Regions from separate parts of the Homo sapiens genome. Here regions 1, 2 and 4 are each linked to region 3. A link is a loop called in an ENCODE intact Hi-C map of the cell type or tissue named here. Cell type or tissue: IMR-90. All regions are shown on one strand. Each heading gives the region's core, and the rest is flanking DNA. Links, peaks and the distances in the headings are about the cores only.

The links. A loop is a pair of places that touch in the nucleus more often than their neighbours do. Peaks named below come from ENCODE experiments on the same cell type or tissue, not always from the same donor. Only the 100,000 strongest peaks of a DNase experiment are listed, where the experiment ranks them.
Region 1: it touches region 3 in a loop (5-fold over the local background); 4 of 110 quality-filtered maps call a loop at or near these places.
Region 2: it touches region 3 in a loop (4-fold over the local background); 7 of 110 quality-filtered maps call a loop at or near these places.
Region 4: it touches region 3 in a loop (2.3-fold over the local background); 4 of 110 quality-filtered maps call a loop at or near these places.

The regions. Positions count from the first base shown.
Region 1 is chr13:23,774,120-23,782,438 of GRCh38, reverse strand. The region is part of intron 16 of MIPEP (mitochondrial intermediate peptidase); the gene reads left to right. Among named protein-coding and RNA genes, the nearest start is that of PCOTH, 110 kb to the left of the region's middle. RefSeq lists enhancers at 4,756-4,805, 5,586-5,635. In IMR-90, for the core only: a CTCF peak has its summit at 3,955 (motif pointing right); DNase peaks (open chromatin) are centred at 3,358 and 4,248; H3K27ac peaks cover 2,738 bases.
Region 2 is chr13:23,671,099-23,679,417 of GRCh38, reverse strand. TNFRSF19 (TNF receptor superfamily member 19) reads right to left here. Exons shown (of 10, transcript NM_148957.4): 10 at 3,325-6,046. The coding sequence ends at 6,038. Among named protein-coding and RNA genes, the nearest start is that of TNFRSF19, 100 kb to the right of the region's middle. In IMR-90, for the core only: no CTCF peak of the experiment used is centred there; DNase peaks (open chromatin) are centred at 4,167 and 5,037; H3K27ac peaks cover 3,804 bases.
Region 3 is chr13:23,864,615-23,872,933 of GRCh38, reverse strand. MIPEP (mitochondrial intermediate peptidase) reads left to right here. Exons shown (of 19, transcript NM_005932.4): 6 at 2,739-2,921; 7 at 3,486-3,642. Among named protein-coding and RNA genes, the nearest start is that of PCOTH, 20 kb to the left of the region's middle. RefSeq lists an enhancer at 6,674-6,813. In IMR-90, for the core only: no CTCF peak of the experiment used is centred there; DNase peaks (open chromatin) are centred at 4,263 and 5,793; H3K27ac peaks cover 2,619 bases.
Region 4 is chr13:23,793,255-23,799,074 of GRCh38, reverse strand. All of the region lies in intron 16 of MIPEP (mitochondrial intermediate peptidase), which reads left to right. Among named protein-coding and RNA genes, the nearest start is that of PCOTH, 93 kb to the left of the region's middle. In IMR-90, for the core only: no CTCF peak of the experiment used is centred there; a DNase peak (open chromatin) is centred at 4,204; H3K27ac peaks cover 3,721 bases.

The sequences.
Region 1 (8,319 bases), core at 2,286-6,285, 90 kb after region 3:
AGAGATTCTGGTATGTTGTGTCTTTGTTCTCACTGGTTTCAAAGAACATCTTTATTTCTGCCTTCATTTTGTCATGTACCCGGTGGTCGTTCAGGAGCAGGTTGTTCAGTTTCCATGTAGTTGAGCAGTTTTGAGTGAGTTTCTTAATCCTGAGTTCTAGTTTGATTGCACTGTGGTCTGAGAGACAGTTTGTTATAATTTCTGTTCTTTTACATTTGCTGAGGAGTGCTTTACTTCCAACTATGTGGTCAATTTTGGAATAAGTGTGATGTGGTGCTGAGAAGAATGTATATTCTGTTGATTTGGGGTGGAGAGTTCTGTAGGTGTCTATTAGGTCTGCTTGGTGCAGAGCTGTGTTCAATTCCTGGATATCCTTGTTAACTTTCTGTCTTGTTGATCTGTCTAATGTTGACAGTGGGGTGTTAAAGTCTCCCATTATTATTGTGTGGGAGTCTAAGTCTCTTTGTAGATCTCTAAGGACTTGCTTTATGAATCTGGGTGCTCCTGTATTGGGTGCATATATATTTAAAATAGTTAGCTCTTCTTGTTGAATTGATCCCTTTACCATTATGTAGTGGCCTTCCTTGTCTTTTTTGATCTTTGTTGGTTTAAAGTCTATTTTATCAGAGACTAGGATTGCAACCCCTGCCTTTTTTTGTTTTCCATTTGCTTGGTAGATCTTCCTCCATCCCTTTATTTTGAGTCTATGTGTGTCTCTGCACATGAGATGGATTTCCTGAATACAGCACACTGATGGGTCTTGACTCTTTATCCAATTTGCCAGTCTGTGTCTTTTAATTGGAGCATTTAGCCCATTTACATTTAAGGTTAATATTATTATGTGTGAATTTGATCCTGTCATTATGATGTTAGCTGGTTATTTTGCTCGCTAGTTGATGCAGTTTCTTCCTAGCATCGATGGTCTTTACAATTTGGCATGTTTTTGCAGTGGCTGGTACCAGTTGTTCCTTTCCATGTTTAGTGCTTCCTTTGGGAGCTCTTGTAGGGCAAGCCTGGTGGTGACAAAATCTCCCAGCATTTGCTTGTCTGTAAAGTATTTTATTTCTCCTTCACTTATGAAGCTTAGTTTGGCTGGATATGAAATTCTGGGTTGAAAATTCTTTTCTTTAAGAATGTTGAATATTGGCCCCCACTCTCTTCTGGCTTGTAGAGTTTCTGCCAAGAGATTTGCTGTTAGTCTGATGGGTTTCCTTTTGTGGGTAACCCGACCTTTCTCTCTGGCTGCCCTTAACATTTTTTCCGTCATTTCAACTTTGGTGAATCTGATAATTATGTGTCTTGGAGTTGCTCTTCTCGAGGAGTATCTTTGTGGTGTTCTCTGTATTTCCTGAATTTGAATGTTGGCCTGCCTTGCTAAGTTCGGGAAGTTCTCCTGGATAATATCCTGCAGAGTGTTTTCCAACTTGGTTCCATTCTCCCCGTCACTTTCAGGTACACCAATCAGACGTAGATTTGGTCTTTTCGCATAGTCCCTTATTTCTTGGAGGCTTTGTTCATTTCTTTTTACCCTTTTTTTTCTAAACTTCTCTTCTCGCTTCATTTCATTCATTTGATCTTTAATCACTGATACCCTTTCTTCCAGTTGATCGAATGGGCTACTGAAGCTTGTGCATTCGTCACGTAGTTCTTGTGCCGTAGTTTTCAACTCCATCAGGTCATTTAAGGACTTCTCTACACTGGTTATTCTAGTTAGCCATTCGTCTAATCTTTTTTCAAGGTTTTTAGCTTCTTTGCAATGGGTTTGAACATCTTCCTTTAGCTCGGAGAAGTTTGATCATCTGAAGCCTTCTTCTCTCAACTCATCAAAGTCATTCTCCATCCAGCTTTATTCCGTTGCTGGTGAGGAGCTGTGTTCCTTTGGAGGGGGAGAGGCGCTCTGATTTTTAGAATTTTCAGCTTTTCTGCTCTGTTTTTTCCTCATCTTTGTGGTTTTATCTACCTTTGGTCTTTGATGATGGTGACGTACAGATGGGGTTTTGGTGTGGATGTCCTTTCTGTTTGTTAGTTTTCCTTCTAACAGTCAGGACCCTCAGCTGCAGGTCTGTTGGAGTTTGCTGGAGGTCCACTCCAGACCCAGTTTGCCTGGGTATCAGCAGCGGAGGCTGCAGAACAGCAAATATTGCTGAACAGCAAATGTTCCTGCTTGATCATTCCTCTGGAAGCTTCGTCTCAGAGGGGTACCCGGCCGTGTGAGGTGTCAGTCTGCCCCTACTGGGGGGTGCCTCCCAATTAGGCTACTCGGGGGTCAGGGACCCACTTGAGGAGGCAGTCTGTCCGTTCTCAGATCTCAAACTCCATGCTGGGAGAACCACTACTCTCTTCAAAGCTGTCAGACAGGGACATTTAAGTCTGCAGAGGTTTCTGCTGCCTTTTGTTTGGCAATGTCCTGCCCCCAGAGGTGGAGTCTACTGAGGCAGGCCTCCTTGAGCTGAGGTGGGCTCCACCCAGTTCCAGCTTCCTGGCCACTTTGTTTACCTACTCAAAGCTTCAGCAATGGTGGGCGCCCCTCCCCCAGCCTCGCTGCTGCCTTGCAGATCAATCTCAGACTGCTGTGCTAGCAATGAACGAGGCTCTGTGAGTGTGGGAACCTCTGAGCCAGGCGCGGGATATAATCTCCTCGTGTGCCGTTTGCTAAGACCGTTGGAAAAGTACAGTATTAGGGTGGGAGTGATCCGATTTTCCAGGTGCCATCTGCCACCCCTTACCTTTGCTAGGAAAGAGAATCCCCTGACCCCTTGTGCTTCCTGGGTGAGGCGATGCCTCACCCTGCTTTGGCTCACACTCGGTGGGCTGCACCCACTGTCCTGCCCCTACTGTCCGACGAGCCCCAGTGAGATGATCCTAGTACCTCAGTTGGAAATGTGGAAATCACCCGTCTTCTGCGTCACTCACGCTGGGAGCTGTAGACTGGAGCTGTTCCTATTCGTCCATCTTGGAACTGCCCCCCCCATACACCTTTTTAAATGTATTTGTTTTATGGTTTTTTGTTGTTGTGAATGGGATGTTTATCCTCCCACCTTTTTCTAGCTGATTATCACTGATACATAAGGAAGTTACTTGTTTTCATTTGTTGATTTTTGTGGCTGGAAATTCTAATGAAAACATACTATCTTTGATACCTGCCACAATTTCGGGGTTTTCTACATACACATCACTCACAACATTTGTAAATAACATTTTTGCTGCTGCTTTCCAATAGCTGTACGTTTCTGTTTGTCCTCAGCTGATTCAATGGCTTGAACTTTCAAACTGTTGCTAAATAATAATAGAAAAGGCAAACATCCTTATTTGGCATGTTTCTGGTTTGACCTATGGTTTGAAAGAGTGCTAGTGTGTGTACTTGAGAGAAGAGAACATTCCAGGATAAAGAGTGGGCATATTCAAATTAACAAGAAAGGATTGAGAAAGTTATGTGTGGAAACAGGTTGTACAAAGCTGAAGCTCTGTGTGGAGGAGTTACAACATGAGTAGAGGTGGCTCCTCTGAGGAGAGTGAGATTAATCAGATATGATGGATAATTCAGGCATACTGTAGAGTGTGGTGTTGTAGAATCAGGTGAGCTAGGCGTGAGATCTTCATCAGTAAGATGGTGATATCTAAATCACAGGACTATGACTGAAATAATGTATGATCAAAGCACTTAGCCCAGTGCCTGGCACCCAGTAAACACTAAGCAGATGTCATGTATTATTATTATTATTATTGTCAGTATAATAAAATAATGTAGAGCTTGAAAGGGGAATTGAAAAAAACGGGTAATTGACATGATAAAAATGGTATGTATAAATAAAATCAGTTGCACATAGGATGTGTCAAAGCAAGAAAAACAAATAGACCAAAATTGATGGGAATCTGTGTGTTCAGCATTCTTTCATTAGTGAGTTTTGAGGGAGTCTCTGCTCCCCAAGGCTAGCCATTGGCCAGGCCACCAGGGGTCCCCATGATAATGCACAGCTAGTTGCTTGAGCATGGTTATGGTGATTCGTGCCCCCAACAGCCTTCCATGACCATATGTGATTATTAATGTGCTAGAATAGTTTATCTTGGTGTCTTGCACACATCATGATTTGTAATGTATATATTTAATAATTATAAAAGAAAGCAGTTATTTGCTTTCTTTAACATACATTATCTTCAAATTCCTAACTTAGTGATGATGCAATCATTCTTTTCACATGTGTATGTTTTTTTGTGTCTTGGGGAAGCTTTGAAATACTTGCTGATTTATGGAGAGTGAAAAGTGAACCAGACTTTCTCAGAACATTTAGAAAAACTCAGACACTCAAAAGCTAAAATCAAACAGTATTTGAAATGATTTATACAATTGCAGCCATAACTTTTTCCCACTTAAGCCAAAGTACGTCTAAACAATCCTTTCATACTGCTAAGTCCTTTAAATGGAAGCAATAGATGTCTATAAATCAAATGATAGTTTACATTTATTTCATAACCACTTTTTCTAACCCATTTTCCCTCTTAAAACTTAGTATGTCCTCTAAGAAGTTGAACACTCTGTCCTGATTGAATTTAAATGAACATGAATAAAGAAATACATTAAAATATTTTAGAGAATAATATGCTGCCACAGTTAGTTTAGAGAAGCACAGTACTGAAGGCAAGTAGAGTAACACTAGGTGCAGTGGAGTTTGCTTATTTGAAATAAGGTAATTCAGCTCTAAGCTCATCAGTAGTGAGTAATAAACATGATTACTGCAGTGGAGTCAATCTCAAACTAGTCTATTGGACTAATCCTTGGAATTCACAAAACACTCTAATCTTATTTTTTAATAACTTCTTATCTCAAAATAGTTTATGTTCGTAAGTTGCAAAGTACCTTTCACCCAGCTTCCCCAGTGATAACATTCTGTGTAACCATGTGTACCGTCAAACCCAGGAAATTAACTGTGGTACAATACTGTAACACAGTAATCTGAATTACTTTCACATCCTCTATTTGTTCATTATGATTACTTCAGAAATTCACTGTCTTTTATTTTCTAGGATGGTGCATCTCAGAATGGTTAGCAAAACATAGTTTATAAGTTTAACCTACAACCTATGACTCCTTTTGTTCTGTTTAGATGATAACCAGATTTTAAGTGCATCATGAAGACAGGAACAACAGAAGCAAGATCAGTAGAGACTTGCACATCACTGGGACTTGCCCTGCATTCTGATGCTACCATGTTAGAGAAACACAAATACTTTAAAGTGCTCAGAGTTGAGAGCCACAGCAGCCATTGCTGTGTTTATGGTCCACTTGCCCCATGGGTAAAGTCAGAATAAGCCACGAGATCACCCATCTTAAGCATTTTCACCTGCCTTTATATCCTTGACTTCTCTTTTTACTTTAGTAGCACTGATTTTTTAATCTGTCCTTGAACTGTTTACTCACTGGCGTTTAAGCATTTTGAGCAAACCTGCAGTAAGAAATGCATTTTACATTATGATCTATTGTACAGATACATGTATGTACATTTAGGTGTATATGTACATATATGTGGGAGTGAAACTGAAACAAAAGTACCACAAATCTAAAGTTACCCTCTGTGCTGTGCACTATATATTTTCTGTCCCATTTTCTTCTTTTTTTTTTTTAATGCAGGTCACAAGCTACTGTACAGATTTTACAAACCATTAGTAGATACTGGTGCACAGTTTGAAAAATCTCCATGTTAACTTATCCTGCCCAGTGATTTTGCTTATTCTACTTTCTTTCCCAAGTCAACCATAAAACCTTTTTCCGATAGAGATGTTTTAGAACTAAATTATTTAGAACACTAAAACCACAACTTTTATTTAATCCCACCACCACTTCTCCTCATGTGTGTTAATTCATTTGAATGACATCTTTCAGGATGGATGATATATACATGTACAAGACAGTGTGAAAAATGATACAATGCAGTGCTGTGAGAACACTATTATAAATAGAGAAGTGTTGAATTTTGCCTCGTGGAGTCAGAAATGACCATTAATCTGGGCTTAGTTGCTTCTGCTTCAGATTTTACCCTAGCTTAAGCCACAGTAGGGAGGAGGGAGTGAGGAACAGGTAAGGTATGATAGAAAGTGGTTAGAGAATATATTAGTCCTGGTTGCTTGATGATAGGGAACTTGGAACAGAAGGGAGGGGCTGTTGTTTGGGGGTTGAAAATCAGACTGGGATCAAGTCCTGAAGAGTTCTTTATGTCTGCTCAGAGGCTTATATATGACTGGGGAGGGAATAGGGAGGCCTTAGAGGTTTGAAGTTTGTAAGCAGAGAAGTGACATGAGCAGATATAAGCTGCAGGCAAAAAGTTAAGGTTTCAGTATGGGTGATAGATGGGGGGTACAGAGATTGAAGGCAGGGAGAAAACAATCTATCCAAGAAATAGATGAAAACAAATAGAAAAATACAGTGAATATGACCATATACTTAAAAACATCTGTTTTTTAATCTGCTGGAATGATCTACATCATTTTGATAACATTTTATTCTTCTCTCAGCAACACATTTACCAAAAAAAATTCTTTTAAATATTTTATCCAGAGTTTAGTTGTTTCATTCAGGACTGTTGGAAATAGCAGACCCATTATGCTGATGAAACAGAAGTTCCTCCATTTGATTTATCTCTTCTTCCTGTGTTTTTGCTTTATTCTTGGAGATTGCCTTGATTTTATCCTCCTGCTCTTCCCACTGTTTTTGGTTTGGTTTTTGTTTTTGTTTTGGCAAGGATATTTTTATTTCTGGTAGCTGCTGCCTGTTCTTGTCTTCATTTTCCACAGCATTTTGGTTTTGTTTAATGAATGTAACTTTTTTTGGTAAGTAAAACATATATGCACATAGACCCTACGTACCCCAAAGGCCTTACAGTTTAGGCAAGAGGTGATGAGGATCTAAACCTGGGCATTGAGGATGAGTATGGAAGGGAAAAACTACAAGGAATATATTGAGATAAAATTATCAGGACTTCAGGATTGATTGGCAGTAACTGCGGATAAGGAATCAAGAGTCAATGCTGATCCCCAGCCTAAAAAGAGCACCTAGAAAAAGCCCACAGCTGACATTATACTCAGGGTGAAAGACTGAAAGCTTTCCTCTGAGATGGGAATAAGACAGCAATGTCTGCCATTGCCCCTTCTATTCAATATTGTACTGGTGGTTTTCACCATAGGAATTTGTCAAGAAAAAAATTAAAAGCATTCATATTACAAGGAAGAAATAAAATTATCTCTCTGCAGATGACATGCATGATCTTGTATATAGAAAATCCTAAGGAATACACACACACACACACACACACACACACACACACACACACACACACAGAGAACTGATAGGCTGGGTGCAGTGACTCATGCTTGTAATCCCAGCATTTTGGGAGACCAAGGCAGGTGGATCATTTGAGGCCAGGAGTTCAAGACCAGCCTGGTCAACATGGCAAAACCCCCCTGTCTCTACTAAAAATACAAAAAATTAGCCGGGCATGGTGGTGTGCACCTGTAATCCCAGCTACCAGGGAGGCTGAGGCAGGAGAATTGCTTGAACCTGGGAGGCAGAGGCCGCAGTGAGCCGAGCTCATCCCATTGCACTTCAGCCTGGGCAACAAGAGCAAAACTCCATCTCAAAAAAAAAAAAAAAAAAAAAAAAAAAGAACTGATAAACCAGTTCAGCAGGGTTGCATGGTATGAGATCAATATGCAAAAATTGTTTTTCTGTATTCTAGCAATAAACAACCTAAAAATTAAATTAAGAAGACCGTTCTATTTACAATAGCATCTGGAAGAGTAAAATACTTAGGAATAAATTTAGCAAAAGAAATTCAAGACTTGTAAAGTATAAACTGTAAAACATTATTGAAAGAAAGAAGACCTAAATAAATGGAAAGATGTCTCATGTTCATGGATTGTAAGACTTACTATTGTTAAAGATGGCAATACACCCCAAATTGACCTACAGATTTAACACAATCTCTATCAAAACCTCAGCTGCTTTTTTTTATAGAAAATGACAAATCTAATAAAATTTCTCACGGAAATGTGGGAGACCCAGAATAGCCAAAACAATCTTGAAAAGGAACAAAGCTAGAGGGCTCACACTTCCCAATTGAAGCAGTTACTACAGAGCTACAGTAATCAAGACTGTGTGGTGCTGGCATAAGGATAAACATACAGGTCAATGGAATACAACTGAGATTCCAGAAAAAAAAAAGCCATACATTTATGTTCAGTTGACAACTAATTGGGGAAAGAATTGTCCTTTCGAAGAATGGTGCTGGGAAAACTGGATCTCCACATGCAAAAGAATGAAATTGGACT
Region 2 (8,319 bases), core at 1,826-5,825, 190 kb after region 3:
AGCATGCCTTGCGGTGGCGCAGCCTGCCTCCCTAACCTGCTATTAAAAGATTGCTGGCAGAATGGTCTGCAGATCTTCTATTTACTGTAAATAATCAACCCAGGTAAGGAAAATCCCTCTACATAGTTCTGCTAGTTAAATTCCACCCCAAACAAAGCTACCAGAACACAGCTATTTCAGTCTTAAGTAGGAATAGCTAATGCCATTAGAAATTATGGAAAAAAGAATCCTCTCTCTTTATAGAACAAAAAATGAAACCTGCTTCAGAAGACCACCCATGGTTCTAGAGAAAGTGGTTTTGCTGATAACTTTTAAAAATTCAAGTCTTCTGGAGAGGTGAATTTCAAGCAGCCATAGATCACACTAATTCAAACGCCACTGGCCATTCATGACATGACCTACCCTTGGCCAGCTGACTCTCTGGAGTAGAAACCTTTCAACCCTCCGTTGGTTGAAGTGTGACATAACTAATGCTAGTGTGAACTGCTGCCTTGACTCAGCATAATTATATCCCTATAATTGCATACCAGGACTTACTGAAACTTGTTTGACATTATAGACAATTTTGAAACCTCTCAGACCACTGTTCACTTTCAAGACTGAATGATAAACTTAAGCTCTATTTACAGACCTTAGTCGGTGCCAAATTTGTTTTTAAAAAATGTAATTCCAGCAATTTGGGATTCCAGCAATCCGAAGTGGGCGGATCATTTGAGGTCAGGAGTTTGAGACTAGCCTGGCCAACATGGTGAAACCCCGTTTATACAAAAAAAAAAAAAAAAAAACCCCACAAAAATTAGCCGGGTGTGGTGGCATGTGCCTGTAATCCCAGCTATGCAGGAAGCTGAGGCAGGAGAATTGTGTGAACCTGGGAGGTGCACTCCAGTCTGGGTGACAGAGCAAGACTGTCTCAAAAAAATTAATTAATTAAATTAAATTTTAAAAAAAGAAATCAGACAATACCTTCTTAGTTTAAAATGGGACACATTCAGAATAAGTACCCAGTTGCAGAGACCTTAATAATAGTGGTAATAATGAAAATATGTCATTGTTATTACTGAGGGGTGACAGTGTGCTGGCAGCCCTTGCTCGCTCTCAGCGCCTCCTCAACCTCTGCGCCAAGTCTGGCCACCCTTGAGGAGCCCTTCAGCCTGCTGCTGTACTATGGGAGCCCCTCTCTGGGCTGGCAGAGGTCGGAGCCGGCTCCCTCTGCTTGCAGGGAGGTGTGGAGGGAGAGGTGTGGGCGGGAACAGGGGTTGTGCCCAGCACTTGTGGGCCAGTACGCGTTCTGGGTGGGCGTGGGCTTTGTGGGCCACACACTCGGAGCCGGCCCGCCGGCCTGAGCAGTGAGGGGCTTTGCACCAGGGCCAGCAGCTGCAGAGGGTGTGCCAGGTACCCCAGCCGGCGCTGTGCTCGAATTCTCGCAGGGCCTCAGCTGCCTCCCCGTGGGGCAGGGCTCAGGACCTGCAGCCCACCATACCTAAGCCTCCCCACAAGTGGACTCCTGTGCTGCGGGAGCCTCCCCTAGGAGCCCCGCCCCCTGCTCCATGGCGCCCAGTCCCATCCACCGCCCAAGGGCTGAGGAGTGCGGGTGCATGGCGTGGGACTGGCGCCTGCAGCCCCCGTGCGAGATCCATTAGGTGAAGCCAGCTGGGCTCCTGAGTCTGGTGGGGACTTGGAGAATCTTTATGTCTAGCTAAGGGATTGTAAATACACCAATCAGCACTCTGTGTCTAGCTCATGGTTTGTAAACACACCAATCAGCACCCTGTGTCTATTCAAGGTTTGTAAATGCACCAATCAGCACCCTGTGTCTAGCTAATCTGGTGGGGACTTGGAGAATCTTTATGTCTAGCTAGGGGACTGCAAATAAGACAACAATCAGCACCCAGTCAAAACGGACCAATCAGCTCTCTGTAAAATGGACCAATCAGCAGGGTGTGGGTGGGGCCAGATAAGGGAATAAAAGCAGGCTGCCCAAGCCAGCAGTGGCAACCTGCTCGGGTCCCCTTCCATGCTGTGGAAGTTTTGTTCTTTAGCTCTTTGCAATAAATCTTGCTGCTACTCTCTCTTTGGGCTCGCACTGCCTTTATGAGTGTAACACTCACTGGGAAGGTCTGCAGCTTCACTCCTGAGGCCAGTGAGACCACGAACCCACCGGGAGGAATGAACAACTCCAGACAGGAGGAACGAACAACTCCAGAGTGCCGCCTTAAGAGCTGTAACACCGTGAAGGTCAGCAGCTTCACTCCTGAAGCCAGAGAGACCATGAACCCACTAGAAGGAAGAAACTCCGAACACGTCCGAACATCAGAAGGAACAAACTCTGGACACGCCATCCTTAAGAACTGTAACACTCACCGCGAGGATCCGTGGCTTCATTCTTGAAGTCAGTGAGACCAAGAACCCACCAATTCCAGACACATTACTATAAAATAGTCCAGACCTCCTGGGAGAACCTTATTAGCTTTGAGTTATTTTTGTCAGAGAGTTGATGGATTTATGGTACCTATAAGCTAAACCAGTCTCCATGGACACCAGGAAAGTCCACATGCTCTGGGGGGGTTGGGGTGTGAGTGGGGGTGTCAGAGGGGGAAGAAGTCAATGTCCTTCCCTCAGAGAATCCAGTGTCAACAGCAGAAACTCACCTGCTGAGAAAGCAGGATGTAACTGTAACATTTTTTAAAGTTTTTTTTTTCCAGAAAGTTTAAAGTCCTCTCTCAAAATCTAATAATAGCCTTAAAAGCTTTACTGAGTAGAGGGAAGAAAAGGATTGCTGATCTGTGGAAGCCTCCACCTTCCTCTCTTTAGTCCTCCTCTGCAGGAGGACACCTGGCTGAGCTCCATCAAGGATACAAAACTTTCTCTTTAGTTCCTTCCCTCTTTGTGCCATAAAAGGGAAAAAATGAAGAGATCATGATAAGACCTTGATGCCAAAGCTTCTCAGGGGCCGCAGAGCACCTTCCACTAGCCCAATGCGCCTGGTTCTGTTCCCAGGCTATCCCTCACAGGTCACCAGTGAGGATTACAAATAGCCCTCCAAAAGCCTGAGGAGGCAGAGAGGGTTCCATCCCTCTCTGGAGCACATTTTTTAGTGACACAGCCTCATTATGTTGTCCAGGCTGGCCTCAAACTCCTAGGCACGCCTCAAACTCCTAGGCTCATGATCCTTCTGCCTCAGCCTCCTAGTATCTGGGACCACAGGCAGGAGCCGCTGCCTGTGCCGAGAGAGCAGAACTCTGCAAAACCCTCACACAGACTTCTGAAAAGAAAAAAACATGTCTGCATCCACAAAATCAGTCATTCTCTCACTGAACACATAAATAAGAATACCAGGTGATAATTTTATTCACAAATAAAAAAGGTATTACAAAACTAAGAAAATGATAATTTACACATTTATAAATTCCAGTATGCAAAATAGTAATGATGAAATCTAAATTGATATAAGCTACTATAAAGCAATGATGGTTTTCCTTTCTTTTTCTTACTAGCACAGACAATAGTGCTTAACCTAGGTAATAGCAATATTAACACATTATCTAAAGTAGAAAAATCTCTATTTAAAAATATATTCCATATACACAAAATTAGAAAATTCATGACTTTACTTGGTTGCTCTTGAAATCCTCCTCAGTCTTGTCAACGAGCTTCTGCAGCACAAGAAGCCACAGTGGTTATGCCCATTCAGCCACACGCATTACCCGACACAGCCCTCCTGACATCGGCACTCTAGCAGCTGAGTTTATTGAGTGCTATGGGATATTCCAACAAAGTGAAGTGCAAATTGCATTTTTTTCCTCAAATGTTTCCAAGGAGTGTAAAATATAACATTGTTGTATATTTCTAGAGTAGGTAGGGTAAAATGTCTTCATCTTGATAAAAGTTACCCAGGATTTACCAAATTCAGTAGCAAATGAAATCAATTTTCAACCCTAAGCACTTCTCTACTGATTGAAAATGATGTTTTGGGATTTTTGGCCAAAGTCTCATTCCCATCAGTCTGGCTTTCTCCAGCCAGTGTTTGTCCTTGAAGTTAATCAGGGCTCTACATATGGAAAATATATACAGGCTACACAAAGGAACACAGCCCTGCCTACTTTCATCATCTCTCTGTCATAACAGAAATGCAAACATCATCTCTCTGTCATAACAGAAATGCAAACAGACCAGATTTCAAACAGTGGCACGTATGTGAATCATGGTGAGGTCACGCGAGGAAACTACTTGCATTTTCATAGCCATTGTGTGGTCAAATCCTAAATATTTTACATGTCCAAAAGGCAATGTTCCTAAGAGTTCTTGACTACCAAAGGATCATTGGTTTATACTTAAAAAAAGAAGTAATACAGGAAAAGTCAATTAATTATGACTAGGCACTAGGTTGACATGACCGCTTGGGGCTACAATGAAACATTCTCATTTCCTATTTCAGGTGAGGGAATTGAGGTCATGAGATGTACCAGACACAGGCAAGCTAGTAAACACATATCAAAACCTAAAACTATGGAGAAACGGCCACAAGAAAGAGGGCTCATTAAATTTTACTAATCTGTCACAAACAGAGAAAACCATGGATAATACATGAGAAGATAAAAACATACTAGGAAAGACAGATACATTTTAATATTCAGTTTAAAAGTTAAAAGACAGTGACTTGGGCAGGGCAATTCCAAACCAAAATATCATAGTACCCTCGAACATACTGATGTTCAGAAGTCTAAAAAATATGCCCTGTTCAAGTAGGTCTTCTCCAGGGCATAAAGATTAAGAGTAAATGAACCATTCCCTGCTTTGTGACTGAACGGGGTTAATTTCTGTCTTAGCTCTAGAGACAATGCTAATGTGTAGATGGTAGGGGATGGAGCACTTTAATAGAAAGAAGCACCGTCCTCTTAAATCCAACACCGGATGGCTAAAGTAGGAGATGATGTGCTAACTAATCTTACACAATTGGAAGGAGCACGACAATGTCCTGGTCAAACTACACTAGGGCAGTTACAGCTGCTTCATCCAAACCCCTACAAATTGTGCATTTTCTTCTAGTCCTAACATGTGGTGTGTTCTCACGGAAGGCTACTTCAGTAGTAGGGGAACCTGATATGTTGTAATTTCTAAAGCCTTTAGTATAAGATACAATGCAAGTAAAAGGTCATTTATGTTTATAAATACCCTTTTTCTATAACCTTCTAAGCTCAGGCAGAGGGACAGATGCAACAAATGTTTCTATAGCAACTAATTTTCATATAAATATGCCAACCTTTGCATACAAGTCTCTACAATATGTGTTAATTCTGGGCAATGGGCTGCCCTTTCTCGACCACATTCCCTAGCCCAGGTGTTCTCCTGAGATCAGCGGGTGTTCATGAGACCGAGGCTGAGGTCAGAAGTGTGGATTCTGGAAAGAGCTATCCTCCTCTGTCTGATTCCTCTGATTCAGTAAACTTCATCTAATAAACCCAAGATTTAGGCAGGCAATATGAGGGCCATTCTAACCACCTATGCGAATCAGTTTAGATGATGAAAAAGTGTCCTTCTCAAATAGAAACACTCACTTTTGAACCCATTCTACATAAAAGCTAAGGTAATTTATCTGATATTTCATAGGCGGTATGAAATTATTTCTGGAAAGAAAAAGTATACTCTGGGTCTTCAGTCTTGTAAAACCACAATCACCATGAAAATAAGCATGAGGGCATTTCTGTTTCTTGTTATATGTCCACAATCTCATAGGCTGCCAGCTCAACCCATCCGTCTTTGAAGTCACTTTTGTGGCAGAGAAGCTTCTCATGTAGGAAAGATGCAGAGTATCATGAGTCGGCCTGGAGTCTTTTCTTGTTATTCATTGAGGTTTCAGCTTACAGCTGGTCTGGCTCAGAAGCAACTGGCTGAAAGGCTTCAAATGCCGTCAGTTTGGTTCAGATTTATTTTTGCCCCAGAAGCCATGCAAGGTCCAGACTGCTCAGTCCATAAGCCTAACAAAGGAGTACTCTTTGGGTTCCAGCACACGCTTCTACTGCAGAAAGAAGCAGGTTCTTTAAGCTTCCTAAAACAGCAACAGAAAGGAAGCTTTAGAAATAATGTCTTACAAGTTAAATCTGCTAAATTTCAATGGTAAAGAATTATTATGCATAACTTTTACTAGTAGTATACATGGATATAATAATAGCATATGGACAAGAAACTCATTCAATAGTATCCAAATATCCAGCTACCCATGTAATCTCAGGATAAAATAAATATTTTCATAACAATTCGTAGTCACCCAATAACTGCAGAGTACTTAAAAGATGATACCGTAACCCATAGCAATCATAATGTATTAACAACAATTCTTTTGTGGGCTTTCAACCTTATTCAAACATTTAAAGCTTCTTTCTTCTATACTGTGTTCCTTTAAAGCATTTGTAGGTAAATATTTTAGGATTCTGTATTTCCTTTCTTTCAAAGAACAAAGATGAATGAATAGTACCATTCTTTATCTGCCAACTTAGTCTTTGAATGTACTTCCATTAAACTATTAGAGAATGTTCAGAAATAGTTGGGAATAAGATTTCTCTTATAACAATCTCCCTAGCATACTCACAGTCCTTATCGGGAGAATATCCTCAGCAAAGTGTAGCCATTAGACGTGTCCTCATCACAAAGGGCACTGACGTCAATGCCGGGAAGGGGACAAGTGAAACCACTGAACATTAATTTCATGTATTAACCCTTCACTAACTTACCACTAATTTGGCATTGGTGACATACCAGGTTAAGTGTATGCAAAAAAATTATTCCTAGGTCTAAGGAGATTATTTAGAAGTAAAATCTTATGAAACACTTCCAATAACAGGAGATAGTTTTATCAAATATGTTGATTAACTGACATGATTATAATAACTACATGAACCCTTCTGTGGGAGGCAAATTATCCTCATTTTGCCAATAAGGAAAAAGTAGACATTTCAATAGATTGAAACACTAGAACCCAGGGTCCTCTCATATGTTTTCTAACCTTCTTTCTGTCTGTTCCTGTTGACATTTTAAATGTTGCATTAAAAACAACTTCAAGATATGCTTTTCCTGTAGGTAAACAGGCTGGCTTTGTTCTCTCAAATATCTCAGCAAAAAATGTTCCAAATATCTCAGTTTTGTTCCCTTCTGGAGAGATGTGTATAGGAAAAACTTGATTAAAATTGAGTCATACAAACTAAAGAAGGCTCTCACACCTATTTGCTTTATCTGGAACCATAACTATCATCAGATTATGGGTCATCTTAAATCACCCACAAGAAAACTAGTGTGTGGAAATGCAGGTTGTGTAAACAAATGCATCATGCGCTGAAATCATGGCCTTACACCACGTAAAGACAGAAGTGCTGTTTGGCCACAGCTGCTCCTTTTCCACCTCCCAGATGGACACATGTTGTTTTCCTGAGCTATGAACGAGCCCACATCATGGAGCCAAGCTAATTGAACACAAACCTGTGGAATGGATAAAATTAACAAGAAGCCCTGTGCTTTGGTTCATAATAGTGAGCTGCTGAAATCAAATTATTTTATTTTATTTTTTAAGAGACAGGGTCTTGCTTTGTTGCCCAGGCTGGAGTGCAGCGGCGTGATCCTAGCTCACTGCAGCCTCAAGCCTCAAACTCCTGGGCTCAAGTCATCTTCCTGCCTCAGCCTAAAATCAAATTCTTTATGAGATGTGAATGTGTCCTCTAGTTGGAAAATTAGCCTGTTGGGGGAAATGTGGGTTGGAATTTAGATTGGGAAAGAAAAACAGAAGCAAAACTACTTGAGTTAAACACTTGGTTGGACCTTGAAATAAAGAGGAGGACCAGGCCCCCAAAGGCCTGAAGTAGCTTAAGGTTCATTTGCTACATTTCACAGATTAGTAAGTGCAACTAAAGTTTTTTTTTTTTCCAGCATCTGGAAATGATTATCTCGTAAAATGGGCTCAAAATATTATTCACTATTATAGGGGAAAAATCAAAATGGTTTATATTTTAACGCTTCCTTTTTTAAATTCAATGTCATACTTAGATTTACCTAAATTAATCTAACAATTATAGGGCTACACATCTTGAAAAGTTAGTAAAAACCTTTCATTAATAAATTATTATACTGTGCAACTTGAGTGTAATATTTTCTCATCAGGTTCAGTTTAGATATAATTGTAACTTTCTTTTCATAATGATTTGAGTTGAAAGTGTATATAAATCATGAGAACTACCTTGCATGTCTTTGAAAAAGAGTTAGTAAGTCATGATATGCCAATCTCATCAACTAAAACATGTTTCTAAAATATCATGTTCATACAGCTGTGATGAC
Region 3 (8,319 bases), core at 2,283-6,282:
AAAGTATTGAGTGAATGTATGACAAATCATGATAATGCTAGCTATCATCAAGTTTGATATCTTCAGAAGGAAGGTTGCTAGTAGAGAATCCATGTGAATAGTTTTAATGTATCCTTATGAAGGGTGCTTTTGAAATTTTGCTGACAAATAGTATATGTTCAGTTTCACCAGCATAGACATTGCCGCTTTTATCTAACATATGATTACAGTGTAGCTCCTCTTTCCCCGGGAGCAGCTCCCAGGGAACCCCTCAATATTGAATATGCAACTAAAGTAAACCTGCTCAGTTTTTCCCTTGTAACTTCCATGTTTGTTCTCAGAGGTGCTCCACTAGGACAGGATATAAAGTAGACATGTTCCATTTTTCAAAAGAGAGACCATGAAATAAACCCACCAACAAAATCTATAAATCATCAAAGCCTATGTTCTTTCCAGTTGGTTTCTTATTTATTTATTATTATTATTATTTTTTGAGACAGAGTTTCACTCTTGTTTCCCAGGCTGGAGTGCAATTGGGCAATCTTGGCTCACCGCAACCTCCGCCTCCCGGGTTCAAGCGATTCTTCTGCCTCAGCCTCCTGAGTAGCTGGGATTACAGGCATGTGCCACCACGCCCAGCTAATTTTGTATTTTTGGTAGAGACGGGGTTTCTCCATGTTGGTCAGGCTGGTCTCGAACTCCCGACCTCAGGTGATCCACCTGCCTCAGCCTCCCAAAGTTCTGGGATTATAGGCGTGAGCCACTGCACCCGGCCTTAATTTTTAAGGTCTCATACAAATATAACTTATAAGTTTAAATGTAATAGAAATGTTTATTTTTAACATTATTTAATAACACAGAAATTTCATAGAATTTTTCAAGAGTTCAGATTATTGTACATTTCATTGTTACCACAGAATGATGAAGTGATATGCCTGGCAGATCATTGAAGTTGGCATGAACTCAGTTTTGATTTTTCCAGAGGTTTTATCAGTAGATAAAATCTTCAAAGTAGTTAATTTTATCACATTTTTTTTTTCAAAGTAAAAGTTTTGAAGACAATTTTGGAACTGTAATGTGATTTCAAAATCTTGTTCATCTTTTTTGTTATTCCACTTGTTACCATTAGGTGGTGATAAATGGCCATATCAAACAAAATAAGCAAAGAGAAATCTGGACTGTAAGGAAATGGGAGTCTCCTAAAACTTTTTTCCATGAAATTTGAATTTTCTATATTGAAATTCTGGGGATATTGATATATACTCAATTTTTTCAGCATCTTATCAAGCATGCCTCTACATCATCTATGTTTATCTTTAAAAAGTATATTAGTATTGTGGCTTAATCATTTTTTAGGAGCATAGAACAGTTTAGAACTTGTTAATTGCTATCTCCTCTCCCAGAAAGATTTGTGTACACTTTCACCTGAAGCCCAACATGAGCCCAGTGCGGAGCCTGTCTAGTTTTTTGGTAACCAGTAACTGAAAATTCATATGCAGAGCCTGTCTAGTTTTTGAGTAACCAATAACTGAAAATTCATCTGCAGAGCCTGTCTAGTTTTTGAGTAGCCAATAACTGAAAATTCAGCCCTTCTCCTCCAGTCAGCCTAATTATGTGGTTTCTAGTTTATATTTAATCTTAGAGCATTTATGGCAACCCCTTTGCTAATACACGTTTTCTCAGGTTATTGTGTATTACAAAGATATGACTGCAAGATTAAACCTAAGCAGATGTGTCCGCACCATCCACGTCCTCATCACTGACCATTTGAAGGCCTGGCAGGAGCAAGGACCATGTGCCACATGGCAGGGACACAGAGTAGAAGAAAGGACCATGCCCTGGGGTTCCAGTCTGCTTCTTAGACTTCACTGTATCATTCTGTAGCAGCTCAAGCACATGCAAAATCAGAACTTTATTCCCCCCTGAGACAGGGTCTCGCTTTGTTGCCCAGGTTGCAGTGGTGTGATCGTAGCTCACTGAAGCCTTACCTCCTGGGCTCAAGTGATCCTGCTGCCTCAGCCCCACATAGGGCTGGGACTGCAGGCGTGTGCTACCACACCCAAAATCAGAACTTTTAAAATGTGCTTCCCCCTTCTGGAGGCTCACTACACTTTTGCAAATAACTGTTTTTTTGTTTTTTGTTTTTTTTTGAGACAGAGTCTCCCTCTGTCTCACAGGCTGGAGTACAGTGGTGCGATCTCGGCTCATTGCAACCTCCGCCTCCTGGGTTCGAGCGATTCTCGTGCCTCAGCCTCTTGAGTAGCTGAGATTATAGGCACGTGCCACCACGCCCAGCTAATTTTTGTATTTTTAGTAGAGATGGGATTTCACCATGTTGGCCAGACTGGTCTCCAACCCCTGACCTCAAGTGATCTGCCCTCCTTGGCCTCCCAAAGTGCTGGGATTACAGGCGTGAGTCACTGCACCTGGCATGTGTTTTTCAATGTTGTTAATTTCAACAATTAGTTATATAACCTAGACATAAAATAGAACTAGAAGTTATGTAAATCTTAAAACATAGAAACATCAGAAAACCATAAGTATGATCTTTTTGTTAGAATATTAAATATCTGTTAAAAGTAAAATTAATATATTATTTATAATATAGTAACAATATATTCATTTTACTAAACTAATATTTTATTAAGTGATAATTCAACAATATATATGTTGATTTGACATATTTATATTTTGTTTATTAAATTGTGAAATATTAATTCAAAACGCCTTTAAATAACTTTTACTCCTCCTGCATACAGCGTAAAAGAGCAGTGGACCTCAATGTTAAAATCTTGGATTTGAGTAGTACATTTCTTATGGGAACCAATTTTCCCAACAAGATTGAGAAGCATCTCTTACCAGAACACATTCGTCGTAACTTTACATCTGCTGGGGATCATATCATAATTGATGGTCTCCACGCAGAATCACCAGATGACTTGGTATGTATGTTTCATTCTCTTTGTTGTTTAGGTCCCATTTGTGTGTTGCTACTGTTTTAACCCAAAATTCAGTGATAATATAATAGTATCCTTAAAAACTTTTTAGCATTACTAAGCCCTAAAAATTTAACTTGTGGAATTATTAATGCCATAAACACTTTAAAGAATGAAAATGATTTAATTACTTATATTTCATACAAGACTCCTTATTTTTAAAGTATGATTAATAACACCATTAACTGACATTCTAGACTACAGAGACTTTTAAATTCATGCAGCCTTACTTCTCCTGGTTAAGACGCTTTATAGCATAGAGATCCACGCACTGGGTAGAGGTTTGCCCCACCGTACCTCAGAACAGTACCCTAGAGCTGCAGTCAAGTATGCTATTGCATCCCATGCTATTTTATGACTCTGGAAGCTTTATGGCCTCGTGTAGACCATTGCTTTATTTTGAAAGCAGTGATCATCTGCAGATCAAGTGGTGAGCATGAGCCTGTGTTATTGTTGCATAGGACTGTGTGATGATATTTATAGCCTTCACCATTTACTTTTTAAACGTAGGTGCGAGAAGCTGCTTATAAAATTTTTCTTTATCCCAATGCTGGTCAATTGAAATGTTTAGAAGAATTGCTCAGCAGCAGAGATCTTCTGGCAAAGTTGGTGGGGTATTCCACGTTTTCTCACAGGGCTCTCCAAGGAACGATAGCTAAAAATCCAGGTAAGCCTGTTTATCCAACATTTAAGGGCAAAATAGGATTTTTATGAAACTGAGCTTTTGATTTTAAATAGCTGTAAATTAGTGTTCTATTTTTAATACATGTAGAGAACCATTTATTGAGATTTTCTATGTATTTTTATAGGAACCATTTTTAAATAGAGCTAATAATTTGGCATAATTCTGTCCAACCAAAGAATTTTATTTTATGTGAATGTTGAGAGTAAAATCATAACCTAAATTTTCATTTTGATGTTAGTCTAAATTGTTTTCATTTTAACACAGTTTCTGTGCTGAATTTGACAAATTGGTTAGAATTAGTGTAAGAGAATGAAAGATCAGTATGTTTACTGAGGTCAAGGTTAAATGTAGGTTAGGTCATATAAAAAACACACAGTCAGATAAGCCTCCTTTTCAGAGAGAAGAGTACTGCTTAGGAAGGTTTGTGCTAGGTGAGGTGTTACGGAAGTGTGTCGTTGGGTTTGTCATAAACTTGCCTTGTGCTATGTTGAGTTCCTTATGATTCATAATGTCTAAGAGAAAATGTTACACAATAATAATATAAATGTACATAATACGTTTTTTCAGAAGCATTTATTAACTTACAGTTGTAATTTAGGTGGTGAGTCAGGAGTAGGGTGGCCGTGATGATGGAGCTGCGTGAGACTCAAGGTCTTGGCAGTGAAGTTGCAAGACTTAGTGAGGGTGAGAGGGAGGAGGAGGCATTGTGGTGGGCCCCCTGGGTTTCTGGTTGTACATCTGGTTAGACATTCCACTCACCGACAGAGGGGACACTGGGGGCAGATCACAACCTGAATCCTCGCTTGTCTTTATTCCTTCTGTGCTTATCCCTTCTCACCCTAGCATGTTCCTCTCTTCTCCAAAGTTCTCTAAATGCACTCAATCTTACTTCTTACTCTTTCGTAAACAACTGTTTCCCTTGACCTGTCAGGGCTCTCGGTTAAGCTACAGGCGTGTCACGCTCATTGCGGCCTGGGTTCCCTTGCTCGTGTCACTCTCCTATGGAGAGCAGCTTTTCTTCCTGGTCTGCCTGTTAAAATCTTACCCCGTTTTTTTAGTGCTCAGCTCAAAACCCACCTCTTTCATGAAGCTGGTTAAACTTTTTCACTTTCCTTGGACTCCTTTGTCCCCGAACCCTTAAAACACTTACATTTTTTTTCATATAATCGAAGCTCCTAAACAGATATAATATGTATGTTATGTATTAAATGTGTGTTTTTAGTGTATGTTTTTTCTTTTTTTGTAAGTATCAGTTTGGTGAAAAGTATGTTTTTCTGTAGTCGCTGTTGTCAACAGTTTGATTATAATAGTACCATATTTTTATTTTATATTTATATAAAATAATAATATTAGAATATCATTCAGTGCTTATCCTGTTGTTATCTCATTTCCTTCCTCTGCAGCTTTGTGAGGTAGGTATTTGTATTCGTGTCACAGATAAGGAATCTAAGGTTAGGTTATATTGCTAAAATGTGGCAGAACTGAAGCCTAAACACATATGCTACATTTATGGTTTTCCACAGGCTGCTTGAGACCTAATGCCCTATGTTTTATATCATCTACATCCCCCTTTTGTTTATTAATTCAGCAAATATTTACTGATTGCCCACTGTATGTCAGATATTATTCTCGGTCAGGGAAATAAGTCAGTGTACAAAGCAGAAGAAAATTCCTATCCTTATGCAGTTTACATTCTTGGGAGCAAGGGAAGAACAGTAAAGAACGAAATAAGTAGATAAAGTATGTGGTATGTTATTAGTTAATACAAGCCATGGAGAAAACTGAACAGGGAAGGGGATAAGGTATGTGGGCATGTAGGCTGGTGTTGGAGTTTTAGAGAGCATTGTCGGAAGGCTCACTTAGAATGTGGAATGTGAGCGTGCTCTTGACAGACACAAGCATGAGGCTGTGGCTCTTGAGGGGAGAAAGGTTTCACGCAGAGTCACTATCAAGTGCTAAGGTCTTGAGGCAGAAAAATGCCTGCCACGTTTGAGGAGGGCAGAGTGGCTGAAGCGCAGCGTGTGCAAGGAGAGTGGCGAGAGGTGGGAACAGACTGACAAGGGGCGGCATTAAGTAGAGACTTGATGCAAGTGCAGCAGGTCACTGTGGGGGTTGGGGCAGAGGAGTGAGATGATCTGACTCCAGTGCTAATGGTGAGTCAGTGCTGCTGTTCCTGAGAGAAGACTGCAGCAGGGCCAGGGTAGAAGAGGGCCTGTTTAGATGCTGTTTTGCAGTAACCATGATGAGAAGTGTTGGCATCTTGACCAGGTGGTAGCAGGGAAGGTGGTAAGATGTGATCAGATTCTGGGTACAGAGTATTTGGAAGAGGGAGCCAACATTTTCGACCTAAGCAACTAGAAAGAGAGTGAGTTACTACTGTTAACTAAGATTGGGAGGACCGGAAACTTGGTTTGTTTCAAGTTAAGTTTGAGATACCAAATGAGGTTCAAGTGGTGAAGTTGGGTAGGCAGTTAGATGGAGTGTGGAGTTCTGAGCTTCATATGTAAGTCTGAACCTCTAAAATGAGATTCTGATACCACTAAGAGAGTGAACTTAAAGAACAAGTCCAAGGACTGCGCTCTGGGGCCTTCAAGTTTAAGAGGCCAGGCATGTGAGGAACTGCTAGTTAACGCTGCCAGATGTAACGGCCACTAAGGGAGGTGGAAAGTGATTACAGGGTGTGGTCCTGGAGGCCGCGCAGAAGGTCTGTCTACAGGAGAGGGGAGAGATCAGCTGACTCATGCTGTGGCCAGGTCAGATGTGAGGAGGGCTGGGCATGACCACTGGCTGTAGCAGCGTGGAGCTCACTGGACCTGCAGCACCCAGCTCCAGATTCCGTGACTGGCAGGTCACCCTTGTGCACTAAGTGCTTGGTGTGCTGATGTATTGGCAGGGGGCTGTTGTGCACATCATCACGTAAGATGTGCTCTGGGTCCTTGAGGATTTAAAGCTTAGTTGAGGAGCTGGATATATGCATATAAAAAGATAAATAATAATAGAGGTTGGCACGTTTTCGGTGTCGATGGAGTAGTACAGACAAAACAATGCCATGGGATTTAGGAGCTCGGGGCATTTGTCAGATGCATCTGTGGCTGTGGAAGGCGCCCTGAGGGAAATGAAACTGTCATGCACAGTGATGGAGTGAGTCCTCAGCAGAGCAGAAGGAAGACAGAGAGGCTGACTGAGGCTAAGGCGGGCATTCATGTGGCTAGTGAATGAGGAGGTAACTGCGGTGAGGCACTTAGTGGGGGGTTTCAAACTGAATCTTAATATGACAATTCTCTGGGGACACTAATTGAGGCAGGCCAGATGTGGTGTCTCATGCCTGTAATCTCAGCACTTTGGGAGGCTGAGGCAGGCAGATCACTTGAGGTCAGGAGTTCAAGAACAGCCTGGCCAACATGGTGAAACCCCATCTCTACTAAAAATACAAAAATTAATTGGGCGCGGTGGCGGGTGCCTGTAATCCCAGCTACTCAGGAAGCTGAGACAGGAGAATCGATTGAACCCTGGGAGGCAGAGGTTGCAGTGAGCCGAGATGGGACTTCTGCACTCCAGCCTGGGCAACAGAGCAAGACTCCATCTCAAAAAAAAAAAAAAATTAATTGAGGCAGATTCTTCACATGTAAAATGACTGGAAGAATAAGATGGGTGAATGTTAAAACACGGTTATTAAGAAATAAAACGTATACAAGCATACATAGGGATTCATTTGAAAACAGTTTGGTATGGTACCTGGAATATAATCCTAAAATGAGATTTCATTGTTGACTAAATAATGTCTTTGTTCCCCAAAAATTCCTATTGTTGTTTCATATGGCACATGAGCCAGTGTTTTCAGAATTCGTATACACAGGACTTGTTAAGTATTGACAGTGGCAAGAAACCTCATGGTTTGGGTTTAGGTTAACCACCATTATTTATTTCCTTAGTCTTTTATTTCACTCAAAAGGAGATAACTTAAATTGAAGAGAGGGCAGGAAACTTAAAACTGTATAAAAGATTATCTGGAAAATACAAACATAGTGTTTGTGGTGAACTAAAATACATATGAAAGCTCTGTACACATAAGTCAGTGATAAAAAGTGCTACATTCAGAAATACTTGCAAAACATTTCCTCTTGTGGGAAACGGTGATAATTCTACTGCACTGCCTTTATGGGTTTGTAAATTATGACAACTATGGCAGAAGTATTTTAATAAAAATACTTTAAAAATTCTATCAGAAGTTAATATTTATTTTTCTTATTTTGCTATTTTTTTCATATTTATCCTGAATAGATTATTCTACAGTTGTATATAACAATAAAATTGTTATCAAGAAAAACATTGATCTTAAAAAATTTATTTCAGGGAATTATACTTCTACACTGCACCTATTTTTATGAACAAAGCAGTCTAGATATCTCTTTAAAACTCTGAAAACGTCAGACATGTCTCAGAACTTTTTTTTCTTACACATATGAATAGATAGAAACACCTTGAAATTTTGTACTTTTTTCTTTAGCCTCCCATTAACTCTTTTTTTTTTTTTTTTTGAGATGGAGTCTCACTTTCTTGCCCAGGCTGGAGTACAGTGGCACAGTCTGGGCTCACTATAGTCTCTACCTCCTGGGTTCAAGCTATTCTCCTGCCTTAGCCTCCCAAGTAGCTGGGACT
Region 4 (5,820 bases), core at 1,821-5,820, 73 kb after region 3:
CCGAAATCACACCACTGCACCCCAGCTTGGGCGACAGAGCAAGACTCTGTCAAAAAAAAAAAAAAAAAAAAAAACCAAAAAAATTATTCTAATTTACCCTAGAGAGGGGATGAGGGATGTATTATATGTATTAATCCATTCTCACGTTGCTACAAATAAATACCTGAGACTGGGTAATTTATACGGAAAAGAGGTTTAATTGGCTCGTGGTTTTTGCAGGCTGTACAGGAAGCATAACACTGGCATCTGCTCAGCTTCTGGGAAGGCCTCAGGAAGTTTACACTCATGGCAGAAGGCAAAGGGGGAGAGTGGTGTCTTACATGATGGCAGCAGGAGCAAGAGAGAGAGAGGGTAGGTGCCACATACTTTTAAACAACCCGATCTTACAAGAAATCACTATTGTGTCAACAGCACCAACGGGGATAGTGTTAAACCATGAGAATCCACCCCAATGATCCAATCCCCTCCTACCAGGCCCTATCTCCAATGTTGTGGATTACAATTTGACATGAGATTTGGGCCAAGACACATATCTAGACTATATCGGGGGATTTATATAATCTATAAACATTGGTTACCTGTCCATCTTTTTGAGTAGGTGTGTGCTGCAGACTTATTGGGGACATAATCAGATATACCTGATTTGCTGCAGTATACTCAAGGTGTATTAGTTGAGAAAGGTTGCTGCTACTGGAGACTGGTTTCTATTCAGACTAATTTCTATTAAGTCTAATTATGTAGAAGTGATATATATTTCATATTAAGTATAATTTTCTATGTGTAACAAACTGTTTTTAGAAAAAAACTGCCAAAAATTGTGCTGAATTTAGTCAGACACTCCAAAGAGCAAACACACTTTTGTTTTTTAGCATAAAGAAAACTATTTCAAATCCCAATTAAAATAGTTGTACAATAATTTGCTTTTTGTATTTATATTGTGATAACTACAAATTTTTAATAATTGATATAATGTATATGTATGTGTTATCTTTTTATTAAGTGCCTACTACGTGCTACCACATGGTCTAAGCAATGGATGTAACAGTAAATAAAGTAGACCAGAATCCTTGCTCTCATGGAGCCTGTATTCGAAATAGCCTTTTAGATGTGTATTTGCTAACCAATTCATCATTATATCTGGCTGTCCTGTCAGACATCTCGTTATTAAGCAAAATAGTTCTCAAGCCTATCAAATTGCTTTGAGTTGTGAGCAGAGAGACTGAGCATAAAAGATGAAAAGATTGAGACATTCTGATGCGTATACAACTAATACCGAGGCTATATTGGGATCCTCGTTTTTAATTTCCAGAGGGAGGCTCCTTCCCTGAAACATTAATGAGAAAAAGGTACCTTTTGTGTTTTTGTAGGGCTCTTGCATTCTTCCTCACTCTTGATGATGTGGCAACCTACACCTATTTGTTGTGCATCAGCAAGCTTTCCTGGAGGCTAAAGAAACAAGATGACCAGGCAGAATAGAGGAGTGCTTTAGAGGTTCACGGCAGCCAGCAGACAGACCTGGGTGTTTGGTGCTTGCTAGTTTGGGAGGTGGTGATAAAAGAGAAGGAGTGGGAATGACACCCACTGTTTTAATAAAATGAGCCATCTGTGGGGGTGGGGATGACGTTCAGAAACAGAGTACAGGAGGGGTGGTAGCTGCTTCATGCAGTGAGGAGTGCATGGGTGATGAATTTCATTTGATGTGACTGTAGAATATCCAAGTGGAGATGAACAGTGTTGGGCCAGTGGGTCCACAGCCCAGGAGACAGAGCAAGGTGGGAGCTCTGTAGATTTGGGAGTCATTAGTCTAGTGAAGGTACTAACTGTGGGAAGGGGCAGCAGGGAACAGGGAGAGTTTGCTGTGTAGGATGAGGGGAAATTGAGGAGATTACCCAGAGGTGTGTCCGTCAAAGGGCACAGACTGGGTCAGCCAGTGTGGTTGGCATGATGTTCTCATTGGAACAGCCTTTTCTCAAGTACCAGCAAAACCCAAAATTTTTAACATTTTCTTTTCAGTTTCTACTGCTATAATCACAACAATATAATGCTCTGCTCCTTTCTATTATTTTAGGGTTACATTGGCTGTATAGTGGCTTGAAACATCACTTATAGAACATTTGTTTTGGATGTGTGTTGTGAGTTCCCAAGTAACAGAATAGTGAATGAACTTTTAGCATATAACTTATGTGTAATTTGAGGGCTTCCCATGTTAAGATTGCTTGATTTCTAGAGAAGATTCTTAAGCTGACACTGCTGTTACCATGATTATGTATGCAAAGGAAAGTAACCACTGTACCAGCTTGGAGATGGAGTGCAGCTAGTGGTGAACCCTGTTGTTTACATAGTGTGCTCATCCGGATTAACTTTCAAACATGCCTCTTAACCATGTGGAAAGATGAGAATAGGGAGATGAAATCAATATAATGGAAGAGTGCAGAGAGATTTTGAGAGTACTGTTACATTTACTACGTGGAGTTTTTTTGTTTTTTTTTTTTAGTAGTCCCAAAAAGAAGAAAAATTTAAAACCTACCATGAGAAAATGGCATTGTTATGCACAATTTTGGTGTTAATGCTTTAATATATTATTACTACTAGAGTTTCTTTTCTTTCCTGTTCTCTCATTCCCTTGATAGTCAATTTTTGTTTGTTTGGTTTTTTTTTGAGATGGAGTCTCGCTCTGTTGCCAAAGCTGTAGTGCAGTGGAACGATGCCAGCTTACTGCAACCTCTGCCTCCCCGGTTCAAGCAATTCTCATGCCTCAGCCTCCCCAGTAGCTGGGATTACAGGCATGCACCACCGCCCTGATAATTTTTGTATTTTTGGTAGAGATGTGGTTTCGCCATATTGGCCAGGCTGGTCTTGAACTCCTGGCCTCAAGTTATCCGCCCACCTCGGCCTCCCAAAGTGCTGGAATTACAGGCGTGACTCACTGCATCCTGCCGATAGTCAATTTTTAAGAGCTTCTTTGTTCGATATATAGAGCATACATGTATATACATATACACACACACATATATATATAATATATGAAGATAGGTGACATTTAAACACTCAAGCATATTAACAATTGTGTGTGTATATGTATGACAGGGTCTTGCTCCATCACTTAGGCTGGAGTGCATTGGCATGATTATGGCTCATTGCAGCCTTAACCTCAAGGCTCAACTGACCCTCCTGTCTCGGTTTCCCAGGTAGCTAGGACTACAGGCGCTCATCACCACACCCCACTCCCAGCTTTTTTTTTTTTTTTGGTAGAGATGAGGTTTCACTATGTTTCACAGGCTAGTCTTAAACTCCTGGCCTCAAGTGGTCCTCCTACCTCAGCTTCTCAAATGTTTTTGTGTTTTTAATTTTAACTGTATATCTTAAAGCTGTTCATGGGTGACTTTACAACTTTATTTCAGTTGTTAATATAAAAGTGTAGCACCACGTATTGACCTCATGTAGCATCAAGTATATAATGATTTTACCTTAAAAGCGTTAATTTTAGAATAGTTGATAAGACATGAAGATAAGAAAATAATTATCCATTAAGTGATTTCTGTCATCTAGATTAAAATGTCAATCAGATTGTTCCCATTAGTTATTTTTAAACTAAGACAGGTAAGTAACCGTGATCATATGGGGAGTCCTTATACAGAAATCTTAGGGTTGCTTTGGACCTTGGCTATTTTTATCCCACACTTGTTCAGATGTTGGTTGAAAGAATGGCATAAGGGTCTGTTTTTAAATGTATAAACAAATATATTGTCTATTAAACAATAGGACTGGAGCCCCAGGCGGGTTAAATATTTACTGCTCTCTCTCCAGAGTATTCAATTTAAACTATTTGGTAAAAATGCTTATTCCTCCTATTCTTTTTTTTTTTCTTCGCCCTGGGGAAGAAGTTTCCTCCTATTCTTATGCCCCAGCTCTCCTGCAAATGGAAAGTCTCTTCCATGAGGTGAAGTTAGTGCCTGGGCTGAGCTAGCTTGGAATATTTGATGTTGCTAAGCAAACATCAGGTTAAAGAAAACAATATTTATTTTTGTTTTTATCTTAAATACGAAGAAAGACCATATGGTGCATATCTAGAAACACCTAAGTGGTTAATTGCATGTTAAATTTCTTTCCTCTTTGCCTGCATAAACAACTGAAAAAATATTTACTTTCTGTGTCATGCTAGGTTTATTTATGACTTTGTAACTAAAACACAGAAGTGTTATAAATTGAAACTTTAATCTCATGATTGACTCATTTTCTAAAAATTTATATGGTTTCAGTTTGTGGGACAGCTGCAACTCTAGATTTCAGTGATTTAAAACATGAGGAAATTATGACTACCCGGTTGTTTTTTTAATATGGTCCTTTGAGCCAAATCACCAACTTTCATTTTTGTCTTGGTTTTCATGAATAATGCTGCCCTTTTTTTCTTCTCGGCCTGCAATTTGACAAGCTAGATATAAGGAACTAAAAATCCAGGCTATTAGTAGAAGTTATTTCTTTACCAGGTAAACTTTTGTATCTTAAATGATGCACATGTGTCTTTTAGATTTAGGCTGTTTCTATTTCAGGAAGCGTTTTCTCTGGTAATTTTCTGAGGTAAGTCCCGTTTTTACTCACAAGGAATGAGAGCCGGACACAGGGACCATTGTGATGCCTCTTTACCTTTATGCCTTATCACCAACAGGGAGTTAAGGCAGCGTTAGCAATATGAGGAAGGCTCCAGTTGAGTGTTGTTAATTTTTAATTTTAATTTTATGTTGAGTAAGTAATACATATGCATGATTAAAAAATCACAGGGTGTCAAAAGCTTTACAATACAGTCTCCCTCCTCCTCAGGTCCCTTTCTCTGGAGGCAGCCTGGGGTACTATATCACACTGATTTGAAGATGAATTACCTCGGTTCAACATAAATTTAAAGACATAAAATCTGCAGTTCTCAGTCACTTCCTCCTCTTAATATTCTTCTTGCCTTTTCTCATGGATAGAGCAGCTCTAGACTGGACTCACAGTCTTCCCCTAATGAGCGTCCTAGGAAGTATCTGCTATACAACTCTCAAATCCACACAACATTAGTGAGGTCTTTTCTAAATACAGATTTGAGTGTGACGTCCCTTCCCTTAAAACCCTCAATGGCTTCCATTGATCTTAAGCTAAAGGCCAGAGTCCTTTGCCCACTTGCAAGTTCCTGCGTGGTCTGGTCACCCAAGCTTCCTCCAGCAGGACACAGCCTGCTTCCTTTGGCACTGGAGTCTTGGCACTTGTTTCTGCTGCCTGGAGTGCTCTCTTTCTGCTCCCTTTGCCTTCTGCTTGAACCATCATTTCTCCAGACCTGGCCAGCCTCTGTTACAGTCTCCCAGGGCTGGGGTCCTTCCCTTAAGATGGGTCATCTCAGTTTATAATGTATTGATGCCATTTGATTCATTTCTATCTTCCCAACTGGAGTGAACCTCAAAGAACAGCATGGCTCATTTCTGATTTGTTTATTGTTTTCCCAGGGCCCTGAACAGTTAGTAGTATGTACCCAATAAATATTTACTGAGAAATGTTTTTACATTTTTATTGAGATATAATGTACATAAAGTACACAAATCTTAATTTATAGCTCCATGAACTTCTGGAAATATGTTTGCCTGTGGAACCACCACCCAGATCAAAATATATACATCTGCAGTTATCCAGAAGGCTCTTGCGACCCCCTTTAAAGTTAACCACTAGTTTTGCCTGTTTTGACCTTCATGTAGGTGGCATCATACAGAAATCCTCTTTTGTGTCTAATGACTTTTATACAACATGTCTGTGAGATCCACTGTCTTGTTGCATGTTTTAGTAATCTGTTCC